6 separate regions of the Homo sapiens genome follow, and all the other regions are linked to region 1. A link is an interaction called in ENCODE POLR2A ChIA-PET data of the cell type or tissue named here. Cell type or tissue: OCI-LY7. All regions are shown on one strand. Region 1 overlaps RNASEH2B (ribonuclease H2 subunit B). Region 2 has its middle 140 kb from the start of DLEU1-AS1. Region 3 has its middle 69 kb from the start of C13orf42. Region 4 has its middle 17 kb from the start of LINC00345. Region 5 overlaps DLEU1 (deleted in lymphocytic leukemia 1). Region 6 overlaps DLEU7-AS1 (DLEU7 antisense RNA 1).

Evidence for each region. ChIA-PET counts read pairs that join two places held together with the same protein. Peaks named below come from ENCODE experiments on the same cell type or tissue, not always from the same donor. Only the 100,000 strongest peaks of a DNase experiment are listed, where the experiment ranks them.
Region 2: POLR2A ChIA-PET joins it to region 1 with 9 read pairs; 3 of 35 experiments call an interaction of 5 or more read pairs at or near these places.
Region 3: POLR2A ChIA-PET joins it to region 1 with 5 read pairs; 2 of 35 experiments call an interaction of 5 or more read pairs at or near these places.
Region 4: POLR2A ChIA-PET joins it to region 1 with 6 read pairs; 1 of 35 experiments calls an interaction of 5 or more read pairs at or near these places.
Region 5: POLR2A ChIA-PET joins it to region 1 with 6 read pairs; 11 of 35 experiments call an interaction of 5 or more read pairs at or near these places.
Region 6: POLR2A ChIA-PET joins it to region 1 with 7 read pairs; 8 of 35 experiments call an interaction of 5 or more read pairs at or near these places.

What each region holds. Positions count from the first base shown.
Region 1 is chr13:50,914,495-50,918,494 of GRCh38, reverse strand. All of the region lies in intron 1 of RNASEH2B (ribonuclease H2 subunit B), which reads right to left. Among named protein-coding and RNA genes, the nearest start is that of RNASEH2B-AS1, 5.8 kb to the right of the region's middle. RefSeq lists enhancers at 1,155-1,304, 3,503-3,592. In OCI-LY7, CTCF peaks have their summits at 2,515 and 2,716; DNase peaks (open chromatin) are centred at 1,544, 2,724 and 3,452; H3K4me3 peaks cover 3,167 bases; H3K27ac peaks cover 3,427 bases.
Region 2 is chr13:50,663,210-50,667,209 of GRCh38, reverse strand. No RefSeq gene overlaps it. Among named protein-coding and RNA genes, the nearest start is that of DLEU1-AS1, 140 kb to the right of the region's middle. In OCI-LY7, no CTCF peak of the experiment used is centred here; no DNase peak of the experiment used is centred here.
Region 3 is chr13:51,040,524-51,044,523 of GRCh38, reverse strand. It overlaps the pseudogene GUCY1B2. Among named protein-coding and RNA genes, the nearest start is that of C13orf42, 69 kb to the left of the region's middle. In OCI-LY7, a CTCF peak has its summit at 393; no DNase peak of the experiment used is centred here.
Region 4 is chr13:52,615,362-52,619,361 of GRCh38, reverse strand. It overlaps a transcript of HNRNPA1L2 not described here. Among named protein-coding and RNA genes, the nearest start is that of LINC00345, 17 kb to the right of the region's middle. RefSeq lists enhancers at 1,793-2,012, 2,403-2,522. In OCI-LY7, no CTCF peak of the experiment used is centred here; DNase peaks (open chromatin) are centred at 1,931 and 3,371; H3K4me3 peaks cover 2,606 bases; H3K27ac peaks cover 1,605 bases.
Region 5 is chr13:50,127,076-50,131,075 of GRCh38, reverse strand. All of the region lies in intron 2 of DLEU1 (deleted in lymphocytic leukemia 1), which reads right to left. Among named protein-coding and RNA genes, the nearest start is that of DLEU2, 3.5 kb to the right of the region's middle. RefSeq lists a silencer at 642-741. In OCI-LY7, CTCF peaks have their summits at 2,263 and 2,471; DNase peaks (open chromatin) are centred at 135, 605, 1,795, 2,485 and 1 weaker place; H3K4me3 peaks cover 3,722 bases; H3K27ac peaks cover 3,282 bases.
Region 6 is chr13:50,809,079-50,813,078 of GRCh38, reverse strand. The region is part of intron 2 of DLEU7-AS1 (DLEU7 antisense RNA 1); the gene reads right to left. It also overlaps a transcript of DLEU7 not described here and the pseudogene RNA5SP28. Among named protein-coding and RNA genes, the nearest start is that of DLEU7-AS1, 3.2 kb to the right of the region's middle. In OCI-LY7, no CTCF peak of the experiment used is centred here; a DNase peak (open chromatin) is centred at 1,858; H3K4me3 peaks cover 1,238 bases; H3K27ac peaks cover 1,362 bases.

The DNA of each region.
Region 1 (4,000 bases):
TAGATTCCTCTAAGTGTAACTTTCTTTTGAAGCTTTGGAGAAAAAAATAAAAATTAGAGGCCGGGCGCAGTGGCTCACGCCTGTAATCCCAACACTTTGGGAGGCCGAGGCGGGCGGATCACGACGTCAGGAGATCGAGACCATCCTGGTTAACACAGTGAAACCCCGTGTCTACTAAAAATACAAAAAATTAGCTGGGCATGGTGGCGGGTGCCTGTAGTCCCAGCTACTCGGGAGGCTGAGGCAGGAGAATGGCGTGAACCTGGGAGGCGGAGCTTGCAGTGAGCCGAGATCGTGCCACTGCACTCCAGCCTGGGCGACAGAGTGAGACTCTGTCTCTAAATAAATAAATAAATAAATATAAAAATTAGAAACTAGCCTTCAGCAGGACCATAGAAGACAAAATCTCCATTCTTTCAGGGCTGTCCCTATCAACAACCATGTTTCTAGGAACAGCCTGTGCACTGGTGAAGAAGCTAGTAAAAATATTCAGGTTCACAGCCAACTCAGAGCCACAAAGACCAGCAAACATACTGAGATGGAGCATGGATGGAGCATGAACTATGTGGGAAGCAGGAAAAATTGTGGAGTGCTAGAAAAGACAGACCTGATTGGGGTGACTGAGAGCAACCAGGTTTGGTTCCAGGGAAGGAGGTATGTCTGGTCCCTAGTCATCAAACTGAGAGCAGTTTGAGACCAGCCTTTCCTGGTCCTCTGGCCTCTCCCACAGTGGTGAGGCATCATTATTCAGTCAGCAGAGTGGCCTCTGGCACATGCAGGAGTCCTGGAAAAGGACTTGAGAGAGCTGACAGTCTCTGCCACTGGATTTCTATTGTATGTTGACAGATTACTTGACTTCTCTGAGTCTTGGTTTCCTGATATGCAAAATGGTGATAATAAAGCCTGCCTTAACTGCTTCCCAAGGTCATCAAGAGGGTCAAATACAATTATATGAAAGTGTTTTGCAAAGTTATAACAGCTAGAAGTTGCAGGCCTAGAAGCTGGGCTTCCTAAAAATTATACAAACTTTGACTAAATGAAGGCAAGTACAAGTTACAACTAGAACCCAATTCTCCATACAAATAAACCTCTGCTATACCTATATACAAGCCAGTCAAACAGACTACCAGCAACTGAGAAACCCCTAATGTTGGCCATAGGCAAGACAGCTCATGAGTGGCTGAGGTTTCTGGCCAGAGCTCAGAGTCCCACTGGTGAAACGACGTGGTAGCTAGTTCCTCTGCTGTCTATCCTGTACCCTTTCCTTCTTCCAGAAAAGCACTCTTTAGCCTCAAGTGCCCACTTTGTCCTCCTCCTCTCCCACCTTGTGCTTACAGCCTGCCCCTCCCTGGCTACAATAGGTGGTGGAGGGTGGGACTGCATGTGACCACAGCAGGACCAGTCAGAAGGCTGTTTTGAAAGGTTTCAAACTGGAACTAAGAGGAGAGACCCCTCCCAGCAGACACTGGGGGGATCTGCAGCTTGGGAATCACGTGAAACCAGTTTTTCACTAAATGCAGGAAGTTAGTTTGAGAAGAGGAAGTTAACACTCAGAGAGGCAGAAACCCTGGACTCCTGCTGCTGCAACACCCTAGGGCCAGATGTCCTATGCTCTCCACCACCCCTGCTCCTTCCTGGGAGGATGTGAACCTGCTAAGGAACTCCCAAAGAAGTTCATGTTTGATTTTGTAACACACAACCCAGGTGCACTGACCCCACATTAAAAAATGGCAATTTCCATACTAAGGCAGACTCACAGGCTATTCAAACCAGTATCCGGTTTCAGGAAAGCACACCAAGGGATGTTTGCAGGAGGCTATGGTTGTCCTCAAAAATGTAACCTGCTTTGAATGGCTTTTGAAACATCCTAGTTTGCCATTGGGTCCAATACAGCTCTGTAAATGTATCTTTACCTCTTTTGCACCTATTTGTATTTTCAATCTTTATCCACTTTCAAAGATAACCCATTCCAAATATGTACTGTCTACTGTCTGAAGCAATAAGTATTACACCTCTTCAATGTTCAAAGCCTAAAATACAAATTCTCTTTGTCAACTTGTTTCATATCACTGTGTGAGTTTCTGTCCTTATCAAAATTAAGAGGAAAAAAACAGCCCCTACCTCTATTAAATCAACTGAACTTTCTCCAATTTTATGTAGAACAGCACCATATAAACTTTTATGTAACCCCAATCTCCCTGAGTGTTTTAGTGTTACATTAAATAAGTAGTAAGGGTAAACAATGAAATAAAGGCAAAAATAGAAAAATAAGAAAAAAAAATTTAAGAAGATTGGAATTCATTTTGTAATGTAAACAACATGAAAAAACTGGAAAGAAATATCTCCAAAATTTTTATTTTGGGTGAGGATGATGGACAAATTATTTTATTCTTTATTTTTTTCCCCATATTACTAGAATTTCTATACTGGGTAAATATTATTATTCTAATTATTTAAAGTTATCAAAAAAAAAAACCACTGTGAGAAAAACGTGTAAATGTAGAGTTAACTGGTCAAAAGAAGGTTAAAAGGCAACAACAATAACAAAAAATCTTTAAAAACAATCAGGCAAAGGTAGCCAATCATGCAGGAGAGCCTTACCAAATGTTGAGACCTAGGCCCTCGGAGGAGTAAGCCAGCCTCCAGCTTAGCTGTTTCGGGGACAGATAATGAAACAGGGACTAGAACATGCAGCCCCAAATCCCTTACATCCCCTTGCCACGGGGTGGCCCATTCTGCTTTAGCAAACAGTCATCCTTAGACAAGGAAGTCATAAAGGTAGCTCTGAATAAAGGCCTGGAAATCCTACGTGACATGCTCTACTGTTTGGAGGTTGTGCTCTGAAGCAGAAGGCTGAGGTGCCCACACTGAGAAGCGAAATGGCCACTCAGGGAAAACACACTTGGACTCTCTCTAGCTCCTGGCATGTATTAGGTGTTCAATACATATTTATATAAAAATGGCACTTAAATGAATAATCATGATGAAATGTGTAGGTGGTCAAAGAGGTACCACGAACCTGGGCAGTAACAAGAGGAGAGACCCATGGGAAGGCTTCCTGGTAGAGGTGATACTTGAGCTGGGTTTAAAGGATAAGTAGGAATTTGCCAGGTAGATAAAGTGAAGAGCAGGCAGGATTCCAGGCAGACACAAAGTCAAGACGGAGAAGCTGAGCTGGAGCAAATGGCTTAGCTTTGTGGAAAATAAAGTTGAATGGAACCTTGAGGAAAGGGTAGAATTTGGATAGAAGTAGAAGGGGAGGAAAAAGCAGAATAAGCAAAGACATTGCAGGAAGAAATGGAATGTGAGACTTTTATTCGTTCAGTAAATATTTATTGAAATATCTACTCTGTCCCAGGCCCAGGGCTAAAAGCTTGAGGTGTAAGAAAGCTTATGAGTAACTCAAACCACAGATAACAACCCCATGAGACTGGTACTCTTCTCCCCACTGTGGAGATGACAAAAGTGAGGCTTTATAGTGAGGAAGTAAACCACCCAATGACACAGAGCTAATAAATAGCATAAATCTAGCTTTTAAGTCTGTGTTATTATAGCCAGGCTTTGGAGCACACTGACTGAGTTGTTTGTTTTTTAAAATCACAGTCTCAGAGGATGTGGGAGAATCCATGCAGTCCCTATTCTGTTACTCAAATAAAAAATCATGAACACTGCTTGCTTTCCTTTTATGAATTTTTTTCTGACCTGGAGGATAAATATGTGGGAGTCATGAGTTCTTACTTATAAATGTCCCAAGTATTTTGGAACAGTTACTAAAGGGACAAGATCAGACTCTGGAAACAGCCTGATTACACCAACTGGCAACTGAAGTCCATCCACTTCAGAACGTGCTCAGATAGATAGCAAGGGGAGCAGATCCAGTGGCCATCTGAGAAAGGTCAGTCGGGTCCCACCGAAAAACATTTTGCAAAAACAAAGCCAGACTGAGATTCATGTGGAAAATGTTAAACACGCTCTATGCTGGAAAACTCTGAGACTCCTA
Region 2 (4,000 bases), 250 kb after region 1:
CTGCTCTCAGGAACAACACCCAGAAGAAACAGGGGAAGCAGGATTGGACAGAGGGAAAAGTTGGACTTCAGTGTAGTTGCAAGAGAGATCTCAACCAATCCCCACAGCAGCCGGGAAGGCCATTCAGAGTTGTCTACAACTGAGGCAAATGACACCAATGTGATATTCCCCACATCTCTTAGTCATTGTATATCCCCAGACCAGGACATACTTTGGGCAACGTGGCTCTTATCGGGCAAGGTGGCTCTTATCAGTCAAGGGCAATTTTCAGATATGGACACAGCCATCAGAGGTCAACTCTCCTGGCAGTTGGGCGAATCAGTCCCTGGGCCCTGAAGGGCGAATGTGGGTGGCACGCTGCAGATCCCTAAAGCCCAGTAATGAGCACCCAGTTTCTCAGACCCATTTACTTACACTATTTACCCCATCTGCAGTTTCTCCAGGATTCTGGTTGGTCTCATCTCTTGAGAAAATATATAAAAGAAAGGTTTGGCATATGAACTTCAGCCCCTACTGATATAGATGGTCTTAGGCTGCAACTGATACTCATGGTCTCCCTTCTCTACTGCCCATTCTAGATTCCCTTCACTCTTACCCATTACGTCTGCTGTTCTAGGTGGTTCACAGATGGAATGACCAAACCATCATTCCTGAAGGTCTGAATCCTTTGTCAGCAAGTTCTTCTCAGGATGTGGCTACTGTACTTGCTTACTTATTGCCAAAATTGCATACAGTCATACTAAAACACACTAGTCCAGTGGTTCCCCAGTGTATTAGTCTGTTCTTACACTGCTATAAAGAACTGCCTGATACTTACTGATTTATAAAAGAAAGAGGTTTAATTGACTCACAGTTCTGCAGAGCTGGGGAGGCCTCAGGAAACTTACAATTATGGAGAAAGGGGAAGCAAACATGTCCTTCTTCACATGGTGGCAGGAAGGAAAAGTGTCAAGCAAAGGGGGAAAAGCCCCTTATAAAACCATCAGATCTTATAATAACTTATCCACTATCACAAGAACAGCATGGGGGTAGACACCCCCATGATTCAATTATCTCCTACTGAGTCCCTCCCACGACACGTCGGGATTATGGAAACTATGATTCCAGATGAGATTTCGGTGGGGACACAGTCAAATTTTATCAACCAGTATGCCAGACTTTCAGATTGTTGCATCTTTTGTGTAACATGTCCCTACCTCCTACTGGTGATCAGGGTCAGTTATTCCTACCTGTATAGTGACTCTTTTCCTTTAATGCTGGTCTTTTGGCATGATAACCCATACAGCCTAAAGTTGCAGGGAAAGGAAGCACAAATTCCCATGAGAACAGACTTGTGCTCATGCTGCTAATAAAGACATACCCGAGACTGGGTAATTTATAAAGGAAAGAGGTTTAGTTGACTCACAGTTCCATATGGTTGAAGAGGCCTCACAGTCATCGTGGAAGGTGATTGAGGAGCTAAGTCTTACATGGCAGCAGGCAAGAGAGCTTCTGCAGGGAAACTTTTGTCTGTAAAACCATCAGATCTCATGAGACTTATTCAATACCACGAGAACAGCACGGGGGAAACCACCCCTGTGATTCGATTATCTCCACCCGGCCCCATCCTTGACATGGGGATTATTACAATTCAAGGTCAGATTTGGGTGGGGACACAGCCAAATTGTATCTATCATTCCCCAAGTGGGTCACTGGGAATGATGGTAAATTGGGCTACTCCTACTTCTACCCCTTAGTTCCTAGGCACATTTAGTCTACCTATTGGAGTCACAGCACCATATATAATGTTGTTGGTTTCCAGTGTACAGTATTGTGTCCTAGAGAATAGCATTCCATCTTTGAATGAAGCTTAGCCTTTTGCTTCCTCTATCAGTTGGTAATAAGGGATTCACCAAGTGGCCACATGTTTGTGCTGAGAGAGACACCAGTGTAAGAGTGGAGGGTGACATGGGGATTGGGGTAAGGATCACCTGTTTGTGCAGCTTATTTGTGCCCAATCCCAGACACACCATGTCCATCTTACAATAGATTGCTGCTGGCCACCCAACCATAAGACTTGGTGGATCTGACAGATGGGCAGCTCTGACCAGATGGTCGCTTGATACCCCACGGTCAGGGCCCAGTGGCATGCTAGGAACTGCTTGCCAAACAGAGCACAAGAGGATAAATGGCATCCATTTTCTCAAATAAAAAGGTACTTTTATTTTTATAAATGTATAACCTTGATAACAGTGCTTTCCAAACTTACCTGAAGATAAGTTTGAAAAGTTACCTGGGCTTCTTGTTAAGCCCTAAATGCCCAAGCCCACTGAATCAGGATGTCTAGTGGGAAAGACCCGGGAAGCCATATGCTTAACAAGTGCTCAAGATGATTCTTATCAGAAAAGTTAGGAAACTAAGCCCTTCTCTGTAGCCCTTTCTCTGGCCAGTATTGTAAGGTGACAAGTCCTGCAAATGACCTGCAGGTAGCAGGTATCTTCACCCACACCAGTGGCACAGATGGGCTCCCTGCCTGGGTGAACAAAAGTGGTTGTTAAACAGACCTCAATATTTAAACAAACCAAGGAAACTTATATCAGCAATGTATTTCTATCAAGGGGATAGGATAAAGCTAGATGAACAGGCTAAAAGCAAGTATGCTAAAATATGATTACCTTTCAGGCCAGTTTATAAATAACATATCAGACAGTACTGATGCATTGCTTTTACATTTAGTCCAGGATTCTTAGAACTCTCTCTGACTTTTCTTCCCTAATGAGAAATAATTCTGTAGAACATGAACTTAATGCTAGGCTATTTTCTTTGTCATAAAGGCAGAGAGAAGTGTGGCTTGACAGTAATGAATGTCTGTTCCACAATTACTTAAATATGAGTCTTCAGCAAAAATGAAATGACTTGAGGATTTTCAGCAAACACCAGCTTTAAGCTCAGTAAATAATGGCTTGTGTCAATTTTGTTTATTAGCATGTGTGATTTGCTCTTAACTAGACATATTTTACACTTGAAGTAACATTTTACTAGAACTACATAAAGCAATTGTGCAATTGATAATAAATATGTAACCACTGGTAAGCAGTTAATTCACAAGCCCTGACTAGAGTGTAGAAAAATAATGTATAAATGAATAAAGTAGATAGAGTTAAATAACAGACGGTATGAAATAGGCAACAATAAGAGAAATAAAAATATGGACAAAGTATGCGCATATGTGTGTGTGTGTGTGTGATCATATTTATCAGACACCTATAACACTACTGACATCTTACCAGACCCTTTTCTCAGAGTTTTTCAGAAAAGAATTGAATTCAGTTATTATAGATGAGGAAACTAAAGATCTCAAAGGTTAAGCAGCTTGCCCTATGACATACTATTAATTAGTGATGGGACTGAGATATTAACTCAAGTATAGCTGATCCTACAGAACCATGCTTTTCTTACCAGTGTTTAATATAGAGTCAAATAAGCATGGGTTTTAGGGTCATATTTACCATAACTGGTCCCGCATTAGGCACCACCAGATACATGGTCTTGATAAAGAAACTTAATATCTCAGCCCGAGTAATAGCAACATCTAAAAATGTTGTGAGGGTTAAATGGGAAAATATATGGGAAGTGCTTAGCATAATGCCTGGCACGTATTGAGAGCCAAGTAAGGTTAACTAATATTATCTCCAGGAAAGTTAGTAAAGAGTGAATAATTGATCAGTATACTAAGAATTGAGCATAATTTTCATACATAGTAAGAAAGGTAGTATTTTTCTCTGTACTAATTCAGGTAGATATGGACGGAATGTAACCAAGGCTTCGGTTAAACATAGGCTGCAGATTTCTGGGATAGTCTTGCTTTCATGAAATTTTATTAACTTTGAAAAATATGTTCCATTTAATTCAAGTCAATAATTATTATCTAAGCACCTTTGTCAGTCCTTCCATCCAGTAGATTATGGCCTTAATAACTGAGTTTAGAGTGCTGGTAAGGGGACAGAATAGGAAGAAACAG
Region 3 (4,000 bases), 130 kb before region 1:
CCAGCTCCGCTCTCCAAAGAAGCTTACAGAGAGAGATTCTAGGCCAAAGCTGGCCCAGGAACTGGGAAGTGTCAGTGATACCTGCAAACCTCACCCCTATCCTGTCCAGCCTGTCTTGGGGGGACTCCCAGGCCCTTTTGTCTCTCCAGCAGCTAACACCAGGGGAGGTTTCTGTGGGGCTGGGTTATCAAAAAGCACACAGCATCGAGCTTTCTGCGCTCGAGTCTGAGAGCGGGATGTGTCCTCTTTACAGCACTGTGCTGCTCCCAGGGGCTGCAGGCCTGGAGACCTGGGTTCTCGACTCAGCTCTGCTCCCCAGCTATGGCCTTTTTGTTCAACAGGTGGCAGCAGCACAGCCACCCCAGAGGGTCACCTGTCAGCCTTTATGCTTGACACACCTGCCAAAGAGATTACCTGTTTTGTTTTCTTAAGCATCACTTTAATTTTTTTTAAAAGTATGCGATTACGATGTTAAATATGCTTTTGCAAACCAGACAGACAGATCCCCTCTTGATCCTAATATGTCCACCCCACATAGGCAAAGCCTAGGTGCTGCCCTTGTGGCTGACAATTCTGCACATCTGTGATCCTAGTGAGGGCAGGAGGTCCACGAGCAAGTCCAGTGGTTTGCAATTACCTCCTTTCTTCTAGCTAAGTAAGAGGAGCATCTAGTAACCTTCCTTCCACAGGAAGAATACAAATCATTAGGTGGAAATTCTGTAATGAGAGATGACTACTTTTGAGCTGAAAATCTGGAGTTTTGACAGAGCTTAGGAAATAAAACGGCAAAAAAGCTTACAATGGGTAGTGAAATTAAGCCCACCTTTAGTCTTTTCTTGATTTTATTCCAAGGGATCCCAGCAGCAGAAGGACGTAGTGGCTGTATCGTGTAGTCTTGATTTGGTCTGAGCCCTCTGCGAAAGAACATCTCGTTGTTATTCCAGAATGAGAATGGAGGGTGGATTCTTTTCCGTCACACCAGCTGTGTGACCTTGGGCTAGAATTTCACTGAGAGTTGATCTCCTGCAAAAGGAATAATACCTTACAGGGTTGTGGGAAGGAATGAATTAAATCAAATAACAAATGTAAGGCACTTAGCAACATGCATGGCACATACTGGGTGTTTGGTAAATGTCAGCCAAATGTTGAATCTGAAGGAAGGATGGGGGTATTTCTATGTTTTGTACCTCTAGATACTGTCCCTTATAAGAAGACAGGCTTTGCTGTTCACTTCAAATGGCTGTGGTAAAAAATTATGTTCCACATGTACACAGGGAGGGGAACAACACACACTGGGGCCTGTTGTGGGGGTCGGGGGGAAGGAGAGCATTAGGAAAATTAGCTCACGCGTGCTGGGCTTAATACCTAGGTGATGGGTTGATCTGTGCAGCAAAGCACCATGACACACATTTATGTATGTAACAAACCTGCACATCCTGCACATGTACCTTGGAACTTAAAAATAATAAAATAAAATAAAATAAATTATGGGCCAGGTGCGGTGGCTCACGCCTGTAATCCCAGCACTTTGGGAGACTGAGGTGGGTGGATCACTTGAGGTCAGGAGTTCAAAACCAGCCTGGGCAACATGGTAAAACCCCATCTCTACTAAAAATGCAAAAAAAAAAAAAAAAAAAAAAAAAAAAAAATTAGCCAGGCGTGGTGGCCTGCCCCTGTAATCCCAGCTATTTAGGAGGCTTAGGCAGGAGAATCACTTGAACCTGGGAGGCGGAGGCTGCAGTGAGCCAAGATCGTGCCACTGCACTCCAGCCTGGGCAACAGAGCAAGGCTCTGTCTCAAAAAAAAAAAAATTATGTTCTGAGCTCTCTGATTAGTGGTCAGCAAACTACATACAGCTTATGGGCCAGATCTGGGCCCTTGCCTGTTTGTGTAAGTCACGTTTTATTGGAACACAGCCGTGCCCCTTTGTTTATACATCGTCCATGGCTGCTTTTGTGTTACAGTGGCAGGGCTGAGTAGCTGCGCAGAGACCATATGACCTACAAAGCCGAAAACATTTATTATTTACTATCTGCCCTTCACAGGAAAAGTTGGTCATTTCATGCTCTCAAGGGTGGATGCAGATCTTTTTCAAGATTCTAAAAATATCTTTTAACCTAAGAACTGCTCTGGACTGAATTGTGCCCCCATGCCCCAAATTCATATTTGGAAATGGGGCCTTTGGGAAATAATTAGGTTGAGATGAACTCATGAGGGTGGGGCCCTCTTGATAGGATTGGAGCTCTTATAGGAGAGATACCAGAGCACTGGCTCTCTCACTCCCTGTCACATGGGAACATGGTGAGAGGGTGACCCTCTATAAGTCAAGTAATCATGTTATCACCTTGATCTCAGACTTCCGACCTCCAGAACTCTGAGAAAATAAATATCTGTTGTTTAAGCCACCCCATCTATGGCATTTTGTCGTGGTGGCCCTAGTGGACTAATATAAGAACTTGAATCAGCTTGTATATCTCCAGAAAGAAATACTCTGTATATATCATATCACCCCAGTCCATTTTTGTGGCTGTCTGTGCTCATGTACATCAAACGGTGTGGCAGTACCTCCAGCAGTGAGATGCCATCACATACCTGCCCCACTGCCGTCACATTCCCAACCCAACCAACATGTGTAGAGGCAGCAGCCAGTCTACAGACCAATGTGTGGGCTGGCCCACATCACCTTTCCACCGAAAGCCAACGTACATCACTGTGGTTTCTCTCTGCCTAGCTTTGAATGTCAGGAATCTTTTCTTCTTGTAGTTTATTTCCATAACATCTATTGGCCTATATCTATCTGAAAGAGTAAATGAGTATGGTGAATGCATTTTTCAAACAAGAAGTTGGGATGCAAAATCGAGTGAACACATGTATGAGATGTGGAATCAGGACAGCCCCAGGAAGCCCGTCGTGATTCTGTATGTCTCCAACTCCCATGAGTCTGAGAGAGCAAGACCCATCCAAAGGAAAGGCTACAGGAAGGACATTTTACTGTCTAACAAAATATACTGGTCAGTTGAAAATCCTCCCTTTGACAAGGGAAAAAGTGTGCTTAGTCACCACTAGTGAGGGCTTTGCTTTCCATGTGGGCTTCAGAATGCAATTTCCCTACCTTGAAGCAATTGCTGGGACTTTTCCAGACCGCTCTGCCACTGCATAGCTCTGTGCTTTCCAATTAGCATAATTCAGGAGGGGACCAGATGGCAGGTTGAGCATTGCATAAGGAATTGTTCTGTATATGAATAAGTGCCTACTTAGTGTGTAAGTGGGTTATTAGTGATCTGAAGCGACAAAATTCAAAACAACACACAACAGCCATTTGGCACAGCTGTGTCCGTCTAGACTTTGCTTGCGAAGACACCCACAGTAAAATGTGTTTCAACAGTTAGCTATCAGCAAATGCCAGCAAGCCTCTCTGCACTCACATCTTTAAAAATAAGAACAACACAAAATTGACAACGTCTTGAAATCAGGCATTATAACGTTTGCTCTTCACTATTCTCCTCTGAGGATGGGACAAGTAACCCAGGCTGTGCAACCAGCCACGAATGGAGACTTGAATTCAGGTCTGCTGATTCCAAGGCTGATGCTTAATCCCACAGACTGGAGGGGAAGTCGACAATGTCTAGAGCAAGGGCTTTGGAATCAGACGGACCTGGGTGAGCCCCCTGGCTACACCGGCTCCTGATAATGTAACCTGGGGTAAATGTTCCCCTGGTAATGCAGCAATGATACCTGTGACGTTTTGCTCACCTTATTTGATTTCTTCTGTAGGACAACAACCCAGGGGGTTTCATCTGTCCTACAGAAGAAATCAAATAAGGTGAGCAAAATGCCTGACACCGAGTGGGTACACAACAAGGTACCTCGCCCTGTCCCTCACCCCTGCTTGCCACCAGATAGACCCCTGGCCCCCTGCTGTGGCCCTGGTAGGGCTGACTACTCTGTTCCAAGGTTTGACGGGAACCAGGAGGCTTCTTCTCTACCAGGCTTCAGCGGA
Region 4 (4,000 bases), 1.7 Mb before region 1:
CAGCCTGGGCCACAGAGTGAGACTCCATCTCAAAAATAATTAGTAATAATAATAACAATAAATAAAGTTGGCCGGGCGTGGTGGCTCATGCCTGTAATCCCAGCACTTTGAGAGGCCAATGCGGGCCGATCACCTGAGGTCGGGAGTTGGAGCCTGGCCAACATGGAGAAACCCCATCTCTACTAAAAATACAAAATTAGCTGGGGCATGCCTGTAATCCCAGCTACTCAGGAGGCTGAGGCAGGAGAATCGCTTGAACCCGGGAGGCGGAGATTGTGGTGACCCGAGATCGTGCCATTGCACTCCAGCCTGGGCAACAAGAGCAAAACTCCGTCTCAAAAAAAGAAAATAAAGTTAATATTAAAGGTACTTTAACAGAAAGGTGGTAATCAGGGGAATGAATCTCACATATAATCTTTACTACAATGTTTCCTTTCAAGACTGCTTTCATACCACAGAAAGCAATCTACATTACAGGAAAATTATGTATAAGTAACTCCATAACACTAACATAAAATTCTAAACCTAACCTCCCACCTGAGTTTGTTTCCACTGACAGTATCTCATCAGTACTTCAAATGCAACACCTTCAAAACGACATTTAAGACGTCCCCTTTCAGACTGATTTTCCATTTTTCACACTTCTATATTAAAATGCCCCCTGACATAAACAGATTTTTTCTGTTTTCCAAAAATTATAACATACGTAAAAATCTTTCTCAACCCCGGATCTGCATTCTTCTGCTAACGTTAAGGATACCATAATCCTCCAAAGCAGCCAGTTGAAATCTTTGCTATCTCTGACCACCCTACCATTATCCCATGATGTCACATCCCCTTAATTCTACCTGGGCAATTTTTCTCCTCCATTCAGCTGGTCCTTCCCATCTTCACTGCTACTAACCTGCTTCAGCACTGTACTTAACTGGCTTCTGAGTGTTATGCATGGAAGTTACACAGTGGAATTAGGCTTTCATAACAATAAAGTACTCGGAGGATAAACAGCAAAACCAAGTATGCTGCAACACGTTTTCTTTCCTGGCTAACTTCAACCAGTGGTCCTTCAGATTTCATCAGACTTTTCTTCCAGAAAGGATATCCTGAGTCGCCCCTGCAATGGTTAGGTGTCCCTATTTGCTCCTCCAGCAATTACTTGTTGGATGAATGGTGTACTCTGTGCTTCCATACACTATCTCAGCAATTACTTCACTACACAGCACTTAAATTGTCTACTTGCTGGAACTACACGCTCCGTGATGACAAGACTGTCTTACTTGGGGTTTATGACCAGTACTGGCACGCTGTAAAGTTTTCCAATAATGAACTAAAGAATAAATGAAGGAAACAGAAATGAGACTATCACATAAATCTTGGGAAGCAAAAGCTAAAACAACTTCGCTTTTGGAGCTTGGATAAACTGACAGGAGTTGATGACAAGACGAATGAGGCACAGCGACCCGGCTTGTAATTGGAGCTCTGTCTTCCACGCACGCTATGTTTCCTTGGGCAAGTCATCTTATCTTTCTGGGATTTTTCTTTTCTCAGATTTAAAGCAATAGCTTCTAAAACCCAGCAGGTAATAACATCGACACCAGGAAGTTGGAGGATAACTGAATGTACAGCACGGGGCACAGGGATGCCCGAGGACCTGCGGAGCCAAAAGTGCTGAACTGCGGTACCTGACAGTTCCACGCCGAGCAGCGAGTAGCAAAATTGCAGCCGCTGATGTCTCCGGGCTTCCAGGGGACAAAGGGTGGCAGGAAAGGGTGCGAAGAGGTAGAAACGCCGAGACTCTAGGAAACACCGCGGAGACATAAAGCCATCCAGGAGAGCAACTGAACAGTGCGCCCCACGCCAAACACATCCCCCGCGCTCTCTTCCGTTTCTGGTCTGGCGGGTTCCTCTCCCTTTGCTTTCCGGTGGGCAACTGAGGTGGGTAACTGTATTCCGGACTCGCCCGCGGGCCGGGCGGAGCCAGCTACCTCCAGACGACCCCACCTACCCCGCGATTCTATTCCTAGAGGCGGAGTCCTCGCCAGTGTTCAGTAAGGTTCGCTGGCCTAGGAGGATTCCAGACCGCCGAGACCGCCGAACAAGATAGTGGAGGGCGTGATCAGTTGTGCAAAAACTACAGATGATCAGTCTGTTTTTATGTTGTTGTTTTTCTGAGACTGACTCTCCCTCTGTCGCCCAGGCTGGAGCGCAGTGGCGCGATCTTAGCTCACTGCAACCTCCGCCTCCCGTGTTCAACCAGTTCTCCTGCCTCAGTCTCCTGAGTAGCTAGGATTACAGGCGTGCGCCACCACGCCCGGCTATTTTTTTTTTCTTTTTTGTACTTTTAGTAGAGACGGGGTTTCAGCATGTTGGCCAGGCTGGTCTCAAACTCCTGACCTCGTGATCCGCCCGCCTCGGCCTCCCAAAGTGCTGGTATTAGAGGCGTGAGCCACCGCGTCTGGTGGTTTCTTCACCCACACATCTGATGCCTCAGCTGGAGTAACTGGAAGAAACAGGGGCTAGCTGAATCTCTCTCCACACCTTTGCCCCGTGCTTTTTTTTTTTTTTTTTTTTTTTTTTTTTTGAGATGAAGTCTCACTCTGTTGCCCAGGCTGAAGCACAGTGTCGTGATCTTGACTCACTACAACCTCTGCCTCCCAGGTTCAAGCTATCCTCCTGCCTCAGCCTCCAGATTAGCTGGAGATTAGCAGCCTCCAGATTAGCATACGACACCACACCTGGCTACTTTTTGTATTTTTTTAGTAGAGACGGGAGTTTCACCATGTTGTCCAGGCTGGTCTCAAACTCCTGACCTCAGGTGATCCACCTGCCTCAGCCTCCCAAAGTGTGGGATTACAGGCGTGAGACACTGCGCCAGCTTGCCCCATGACTTTTGTACCTGGCTGGGTTGCACTTCCTCACAGCATGGCATCTCAGCATATTTGGACTTCTTTTTATTATTATTATTATTTTTTTTTTTTAGTCTCTCTCTCTCTCCAGGCTGGAGTACAGTGGCGCAATCTCAGCTTACTCCAACCTCCACCTCCTGAGTTCAAGCAATTCTCCTGCCTCAGCTTCCCGAGTAGCTAGAACTACAGGCATGCACCACCACGCCCAGCTAATTTTTGTATTTTTAGTAGAGATGGGGTTTCACCACATTGGCCAGGATGATCTTGATCTCTTGACCTCGTGATCGGCCTGCCTCGGCCTCCCAAAGTGCTGGGATTACAGACGTGAGCCACTGGGCCTGGCCTATATTTGGACTTCTTACAGAGCAGCTGGCTTGCCTTAGAGTGAACATTCACACCAGACTAAAGCTGCACAGCATTGAAAGTCACATGACATCACTTTCATTTCATTCTATTGGTGCAAAATGGGTCACAGGGCCAGTCCAGATTCAAAGTGAAGGAACCACACTTCCCTGAAAGTACCAGCAGCAGTGGCCACTGGGGGACGATTTTCAGAGAGTTGCTACCACATCCTAGAAAACTTTGAATTAGTTAATTCCATTCATTTCATCAGTATTTTCTTTAAAAAACTGTTTTAAATTATTTTTAAATTTTTTGTGGGTACATAGTAGGTGTATATAGTTATGGAATACATGAGATGTTTTGATATAGGCATGCAATGCGTATTAATCACATCATGGAGAATGGAGTACTCAAGCATTTATCCTTTGAATTACAAACAATTCAATTACATTCTTTAAGTTATTTAAAAATATACAATTGTTATTGACTACAGTCACCCTATTGCGCAATTAAAATAGGTCTTATTCTTTCTATATTTTTTGTACCCACTAACCATCCCCACCTCCCCTCCAACTCCCCACTACCCTTCTCAGCCTCTGGTAACTATCCTTCTACTCTCTATGACCAGGAGTTCAATAGTTTTGATTTTTAGATGCCACAAATAAGTGAGAACATGAGACGTTTGTCTTTCTTTTCCTAGCTTATTTCATTTAGCATAATGACCTCCAGTTCCATCCACGCTGTTCCAAATGCCT
Region 5 (4,000 bases), 790 kb after region 1:
CAGGTAGGTAAATCATAAAAAAATCAGTTCCTGCAACTAATGAAAAAAACAATCTCACTATAGTCTGGGGAAAATGGTTCTCTGACGCAAGCCTGATGGTGAGTCTATTTGTCATGTTTCTTTTCCGGACTATCAAAAAAGTTATTTCGAGATTCAGCCAATTGTTTTGACTAGCAGACAGAAAACCGGACCAAGCGTTTCCTGATGTAACGCACCGGCCGCGGCAGGGCCCAGCGCGGAGAGCGCCCGGAGCTGCCCTCCCGGGGCTGCTCAGAAAAGATGCTCCCTACGGCCCTGGGAGAGGCGAGCCCGAGATCGGCCGGAGAGGACTGCCTGTGTTCTGTGTGGCGCCTGACTGCAGCCTTCCTTTGGAGGAATACGCCTTCAGTTTTCTTCTGGAAGGGGAAATGGGCGCAGCTCTCCACGCGGCGACCAAGATTCCCAGTCGCTTGACAAACTTGGAAACTCTGGGACGTTCTAAACTGAGTTTCCCTCGTTCAGCAGAGTTCCTTGTTATCTACTTTACCAGTGTTAAAGGGCTGCAGACCGAGGGGTGCTATTTGAGACGATTTTTTTTTCCACGTCGACTGGAGAAGCGCCGCCGCCAGTTCCGAAGACGACTTGCCGACCTCAGCGCCCCGGGCTCGGCGAGGCGCACCGCCCGCCCCTCCGCACCCGCCCAGCCCCGCTCACGGAGGGAGCCGGCGAGGGAGTATCTTATCCAGCGGCCAGAGCTCGGTGCCAGGGCGCTCTCCTGACATAACCCTGTCCAGGGGGGCCGAGACGTGCAATAGCCACCGCGAGGCTCCCCAGCTGCCAGCCCCATCCTATTCCCGCCAGCGTCTTCCCTGGAAGAGCCCCCAGTAGCAGAAACTCTGGCCTCACACCTCCCGGTGCTCCCGGCTTTTCCGGCCCTTTCCGGGATCCCCACACCCCCACCCCGTTTCTCCCCTGAGTCGGGACCGAACACTGGCAACATTCCCCACGCCCATCCAGCCGCGCCATTTTAACCCCTTAGAGGTTTCCACTGCCGAAGGAGCCGGCCACAAGGAAGGTCCATCTTCCCCACCACTCTCCCTGCTCCGCCACCCCGGGCCCCGCCTGGGTCCTCGCCCGAGGCAGCCTAGAGGGGATTAGGAAATAACCCAGTGGTGGGCGGGGGTGGGAGGCAAGCTACCTCCGGACTCTGGAAACTTTGGCAAAGTCTCGGGAACACTTGTGCTCCCCCAGGATAGTTCTTTTCGCCTCGCGGCGAGCGCGGGATGTTCGAGTTTCTTGGCACCAATTGCAAAGAGCCTCTCCCTCTCCCCAGATCCTTTAAGGACATGTGATCTGCAGCCTCAAACTTTCTCCTTTGGTCAAAAAGCCTCGTCAGCCACTGCCAGAGACCCCAGGCGAGGCCAGGAAGGGAGCGCGCTGGTGTGGGGTCAACCCCAAGCCTGGCGCGCAGAGGTCGACTGAGGCCCTGCGGGTCGAGATCCCGCGCGTTGTTTGCAGGAGAAGCCCCAGGGGACCCGCGCGGGGCGTGTTGCCCCAGCTGAAACAGGCGTTCCCTTTTCCAGATCATATTCCCCATAAAATCTAAAGCCAGATGCATCGTTTAGGCAACTTCCCATTTCACCGAGAAAGGCACGGATCTGTTTCCAAATTGGACTCTAAATCGAGGTTTCTGATGCTGGTTCCAATGGGGTGAGCAAGGCTGGCCTTTCGATAGCTCTTGGGGACTGCCCAGACGCATAACGTTTTAGGTACTGAAGTCTGAACCTAGCCCAGGCAAAGCATCATTTGTGAACGCAGAGAAAAAAAAAAAAAGGTGGCGTGCAGAATAAAGGCAACCACGGGCTTTCACATCCGTGTGCGTCCTTTTTGTTTAAACAAAGGAGAGTAGAAAACATCAACTTCATAATTTTAGACGGACAGTTTAGCAAGATAACCCAATCGAACCTGTTTCACAAAAATATATTACAAAGGAAAAAAAGAACTTGCAAGAAAGTGAGAAAAGTGGCTTCGTATGAAACCAAAGGGCGAGCATGGTGAAAGTAGGCATTTTTATAGTCTGTTAAGTCAAAAACAGCTTTTGCTAAGTATTTTCAAAGAGGAAATAGAAGGCTTTTTCTAAGAGAAGTGCCTAGGAGTCTATTTCACCTGTAGCTCGCCTCTCAGCATCGTATAGAGAAATTTGGGCGGAGTGGGCCGCCCTTTTTACAGTTGGGACTTTCTGGTATTTGCCGTTGTGGTAAAGAGGGGAGGAATAAAAACCAACAAAGCTAGTCTGGGATTGACTACTGCCTGTTACCGGCAAAACATTAGCAGGAAACCAAGACTGCCTTCCCGAGGTTCGCCTAAGCGAACTCCATCGTGCATCTTTGAAAATTACAGCTGTTTTTGAGTCCTGTTAGTAAAATGAATAATCTGCGATGCATAGGCTAAACAATGCAAACAGGTACACAATTACAAGTCTCCCAGGTTTAAAGAGCGAGGGGGCGCAGTGCGAAGATGCGTCCGAGCAGCCAGAGGTGTAATAGTCCTTGGCTGCGCCTTGCGTCAGGTGCCAGTGAGAGGAAGCACAGAACTATTTACTCATAGAGAATACTGCATTTCCACATTGGACTCATTTAGGATCACCAGATTTTAATACCTGCCAAAATCCACAAATATTGCCACAACAAAATGTGTTATTAAATAGAATAAAGTTAAGTGTTTATTGGGCTTAAAGATGGGGCTCTTCGACCGTTTGGCTACATAAATGTGCTAGAGCAACAGAGCGAGCGGCTCGCAGGCCAATCTGCCAGTGTTGGTTCGCTGGGAAAGGGGGCGAAACCGAGGACACTTTTAAGCTGACCAGATTGGGGTTGGCTGCCCTACCTGCGGGGTGGCTGTGGGGAGTTACCCTCAGCTCTGAAGATGCCTCCCCTTAACTGAAAACGTCTTTGGCCGGTAAAGCCGCCCACGCGGGCCGCGCCTCTTCCAAGTCTGCGCAGGCCGCCTTTGTCCCTGCAGTGACTGCCGCGAGGGCAAGGAGCGAGCGCGGAGAATGTCACCAGAGTTTATTGAAGTGTTTATAAGCCGAGAACTCTGGTTTTTGCGGGGAGGCGGAGTGCTTATCCAACTTCACTGGAGCAAAAATTCTGTGGGCCTAGAATCCCAGGAGGCCTCTGCGCACCCTCGCTGGGCGAGCCGGAGTCCCGGCCTCTCCCGAGGATACGAAGCCGGGGGTCAAAGCTTGCCCCCGCGCCATACTCCTTTGCCTCGTCGAACTTTCAGCACGGTCCCATTCAGTCTGGAATTTCAGCTCAAGACCCGGGCCAAAAGTTCCCTGCGGAGTTGGTATATTAACATCCGCGTTCGCTTTTCCAAGGGGGTTGAGGGGCTCCGGACAACTTCTAGCAGCTCCCGGGCGCCCTCCAGGGACCGCCCCCACCCAGTTTCTGCGCAGCTCGGGCCCCCACCGTCGCCTCGCGACCTCAGATCTTGGCCTCCCACGGCCGCGCTCAGGGAAGCTATTGCAACTGATGCGCCCCGGGTGCTTTCGTTTTGCTTTCGCTCCCTCCTCTCCGCAGCTGGGAAGACTGCGCAAGAACAAAGTAGGGGCGAAAAGCGCGTGTCCTGACAGTGTGTCGGGGACACTGCAGCTTGGCGCGAAGCTAGGGCGGGGAAATGAAGGCTGAGGCCCGAGGCCTCTGTATCTCTGCCTCTCGCAGGTGTGGGACGGGCCAGGGGGCCCTGCCTTGTTTTCTTCATGCAAGGAAAAGTGGTTTGTAGATATTCAAAACAAAATTGGCGCAGAAACGAATTCGCCGTCTTAGGAGTGCTGTGGCAGGGCACAGCAGAAGCAGGAAGACGGGCGGCCAGGGCCTTTGCCTAAATTGGAAGGAAACCAGGAGCGAGCGCGCCAGCTCCCGCACCAGGCTCTGAGTACCGTTAGGTGTGAGGGGACCAAAGCGCCGTCCGGTTCGCTGGGGGGTCGACTAAGCTCCGCGTTTTGGAAGCCCAGCAAACA
Region 6 (4,000 bases), 110 kb after region 1:
CTGGTTCCATCTGATCTTGAAAGCTAAGCTGGGGCGGGCCTGGTTAGTATCTGAATAAGGGATCACGTGGGAATAACGGGTGCTGTGGGCTTAAAAGAAATTTATTTGGTGTTTTATCTTTTCGGACCATTTGGGTTTTCAAAGGCAACAGCTCAAATCAAACCTTAAGCAGAAGTTTTAATTTTTAGAGGTTTTTTTCTGTCATTCTACAGTCTTTGCTACTTTCATGTTAAGAATTTCCTCCATTACTTTAAATATTTATTTACCTATGGCTTTACTGAGAAGACTTATACATATACATACATATGTATAACTGGATTTATACGTATATAGCTATATGTAACTATTTATACATATATAGCTATATGTAACTATTCACATATATCAACAAGTAACACCCTGAATCCTAATTGTGATTGATGTAAAGCTGTTTGTTTTTATAGACTGAAGTTTATGCCCCTCTGCAGACATAACTGTGGTAGGGGCTGTGCTACACCTCAGATGCATGGAGACAGGACCTTTATAACTGCTTTTCTTGGGCTTAGTTTTGAGTAAACTGTTGATCTTGTCATGGCCTTTCTTGCCTTTACCCTACATACAGACTAAAACTCCCCTTTGAAAATGTTAACCACATGTGCACACCCAAGTGGGATTTCTGTAGCACTAGCCCTGAGTCAGCAGATGTGAGGGCTGGAAGAATGTCAGTCAAACCCGAAATGCATCTTCGCCGGAGGTCTCAAGAGGAGTTTCTCAGAGCAGTTGGGATCAGCAGTGTCCACGGGGGCCCCTCAGGTCTGAGATCCAGTGTCCACTCCTGCAGCCCCTTCTACACACCATCAAGCTGCTTCTATATTTATGCATTTATATTGATTTTCAAATCGCATTTCTATTGAAAATAGGTTCTGCTACTGAAAAAAATACCGTAAATCAGTGAATAAAATAAAACAAAACACCCCACTGATATTCACCAACTTTCTTCATCTTACAGATTTTTTTTTTTTTTTTTTTTGAGATGGAATCTCGCTCTGTCACCCAGGCTGGAGTGCAATGGTATGATCTTGGCTCACTGCAGCTGCTGCCTCCTGGGTTCAAGTGATTCTCCTACCTCAGCCTCTGGAGTAGCTGGGATTATAGGAGTCTGCCACCATGCCCAGCTGATTTTTTGTATTTTTAGTAGAGATGGGGTTTCGCCATGTTGGCCAGGCTGGTCTCTAACTCCTGACCTCAAGTGATCCGCCTGCCTTGGCCTCCCGAAGTGATGTGATTACAGGCATGAGCCACCATGCCCAGACATCTTACAGGCATTTAAATATGAAGACAAGTCCAGTTCTTCTAACTCCTGATCCAGGCTTCCCTCTGTAAGGCCCTAAAGCTAAAACACATCAGGTTGTTGGGGCAGCTAGGCTTTCCTACTTAGCATCCGCAGGCCATGTGGCTAGTGCTGGAAGGCTGGCAATGGCTAGGAAGGGAGCCTCAATGCTAAACCCATTTGATGGGTCCATTTTCTTCCTGGACTGAGCCACAGAAGTTCTGCCAGGAACGTTTCACAGGTGAGCAGACTTCCCTCTCAGAAATGCCCATCATCACAATCCTTTCTGGGACAGGAGGTTTTAGCCAATTTTACGCATGTCTATTTAATAGATAGGAGTGCTATATAGAGGAGAAAGCTCTCAGTAAAGCCATGGATTGCTGGAGGCCTGAGGACTCCTTGTAAGAAGTCTGGCATATATGAGCACTCCTTCTTCTTGGTGTTCTTCCTCTCACCTCTCTGGTTACTTCTCTTTCTAAAGGCCTTCCCTCGGTTCTTAACTTTCAGTTTCTGCCTAAACTGTTCTAATTTGCACTTCCCTTTTCTGGTTAGATGTTTTCTAAAAAGGACCAAAAGTGACCTTTATAGTTTGCCAATTTAAGTCAGAGCAATAAGTTGCAGTTTTCTGGGGCCCTGACAAGCAAAAGTAGGGCTCTCCCTGGTAGGTGCTTCCAGCTGCCACGCATGCACACACATGCAAACAGATGCAGGCACACACATGCATACCCATACAAGCACACACATACACACTTTCCTGCATGGAACCCCTAGGAAGTCTGTGTATGTTCACTGGTACCACAGGTTATCCTGAAAATGTTCAGAACACTTTCTATCTCTGTAACACTACTTTTAAAAATGAATTTCTGGGGTCAAGATCATTAAAAGGAAAACATCATTAAGCTCTTTGAAATTCCACTGGGCTTTAAAGATTTAAGAATCCAGGGATGTATAATATAAATTTTGCCAAACTTTAAAATAAACTAAAAAATTCACAACAGTTGAATTCCTCCCAAGGCCCCTTTAACAACACTTATAGATTGCTGAGATACGGGTATGATGAACAGCTATGGGTATGACAGCTCTGCATGAACCACACACAACAAAACACCTCTGTGTTCTACAGCCCTTGGCACAAGACATTCCCGGTGGCCTTTCCCCTAATGCGGTGATTTCCAAATGCCCGTCTGTGGACCAGGGCCACTTACTGATATAGTCTTCAACTTTCAATAGCTAAATGAGAAGGATTGGGCTTTATCCTTTATTTTGAGGCTTTTATCCTTGCTTTTCTTGCCTTTCCCTTTTGGTATTAAAACATTCATATCTTATAGAAAGCAAAGGTAATAATAGATGGTAGAAACATATTGTTTTGTTTAGATGACCTTTCTTTGTAAAATTAAAAGATGGAAACTCTGTATTGGGTTTAAAACCAATTTTAACTCTCCATGAAATTTAAAGTCTGGAAAACATTTCTGTAAGGCTGGGCCAAATCCCAAACCTGGGGGAAAAATAGCTTCAGGAGTGAATGCCTACAACCACTGAAATTCTTAAGAGAATTTAGCTTTTTAGCTTTTTTTTTTTTTTTTTCCAGAATTTCTTTTCCGGAAAGTATAGAGAATGAGGATGGTAGAGGACTCATCACTATAGTTTCCTCTCTTTCCCCAACATCCACAGACGTATCAATGGTCTGAATGTAATGTCCTCTTAAAATATGAAGCAGAAAATGGGTTAGGTTAAAAAAAAAAAAGTGCTACCCCAAGCATCATGAGAAAGCTGCTTCTGTTGTTGATCTGTTCTTGTCCCTGCTGGCTCAAAGGATCATGTGTGACACTGTGTCACAAACAGAGTCCCTAACGTGTTTACTTTTCCCTGACAAATACTATAAATTTTCTTCTTGTGGTGAATGAACATTGTTTATGCAGCTGTGTTCCTTAAATCAATACTGACTTTCTGTCCCACTGTATCTTTTTTGCAAAGACACTTAAGGAGAACTTTCTCCTGGCATTTGGGGAGAACTTTTCAAGTCAGACCTCCTAATTAGGAACAATCATTGTGCACTGGATCCACCAAAAAGAAAAAAGTGTTTTTGGCCTGGTTAAGTGTTTCCATCTTGGGTTACAGCCTTCATCTAAAGCAGCTTCTCCCTTGGCCTGAATGGGCTTTTCCGTGGAGACAGAAGGTAAGATTGCATGCTGGCTGACCCAACAGAGATCCAGAACAAACTCTCAGGAAATCTCAACCCCTCAGGCAGTTGAATTCTCACTCCTCTGAGACCAGCTGAGGTTATTTTACTTCATTTAACTAGCCAGATGATAGGTTGACTGATGGGGCCATTATGTCCGGCGTCAAGTAATTTTAGAATGAAAATTATGCAATAGGTTAGACCACAGCTCAATTTTTATCACCCCAATTGCATACAACGTCCCTAATGTGATTGCCTTTGGGCTAAGATGGAAAGAAATGTTCAGTCCCAAAGTGGCTATATTTTCTGGAATAGATTGAGTGAAACGTCTCTTTTTTTCAACCAAAACACATGGAAATAAATTTCTTCGGTTTTACTTTCTAAATATCTGGTACAAGGTAAAAACTGCAGTGATTAATATGTCCTATGGGGCTGCCGGTTGGTGAGGAAAGGTTGTCAAACTTTAGATAACTCCACCAAGTTGCTATTATCATTTTTAGGCCTGGGTCAGT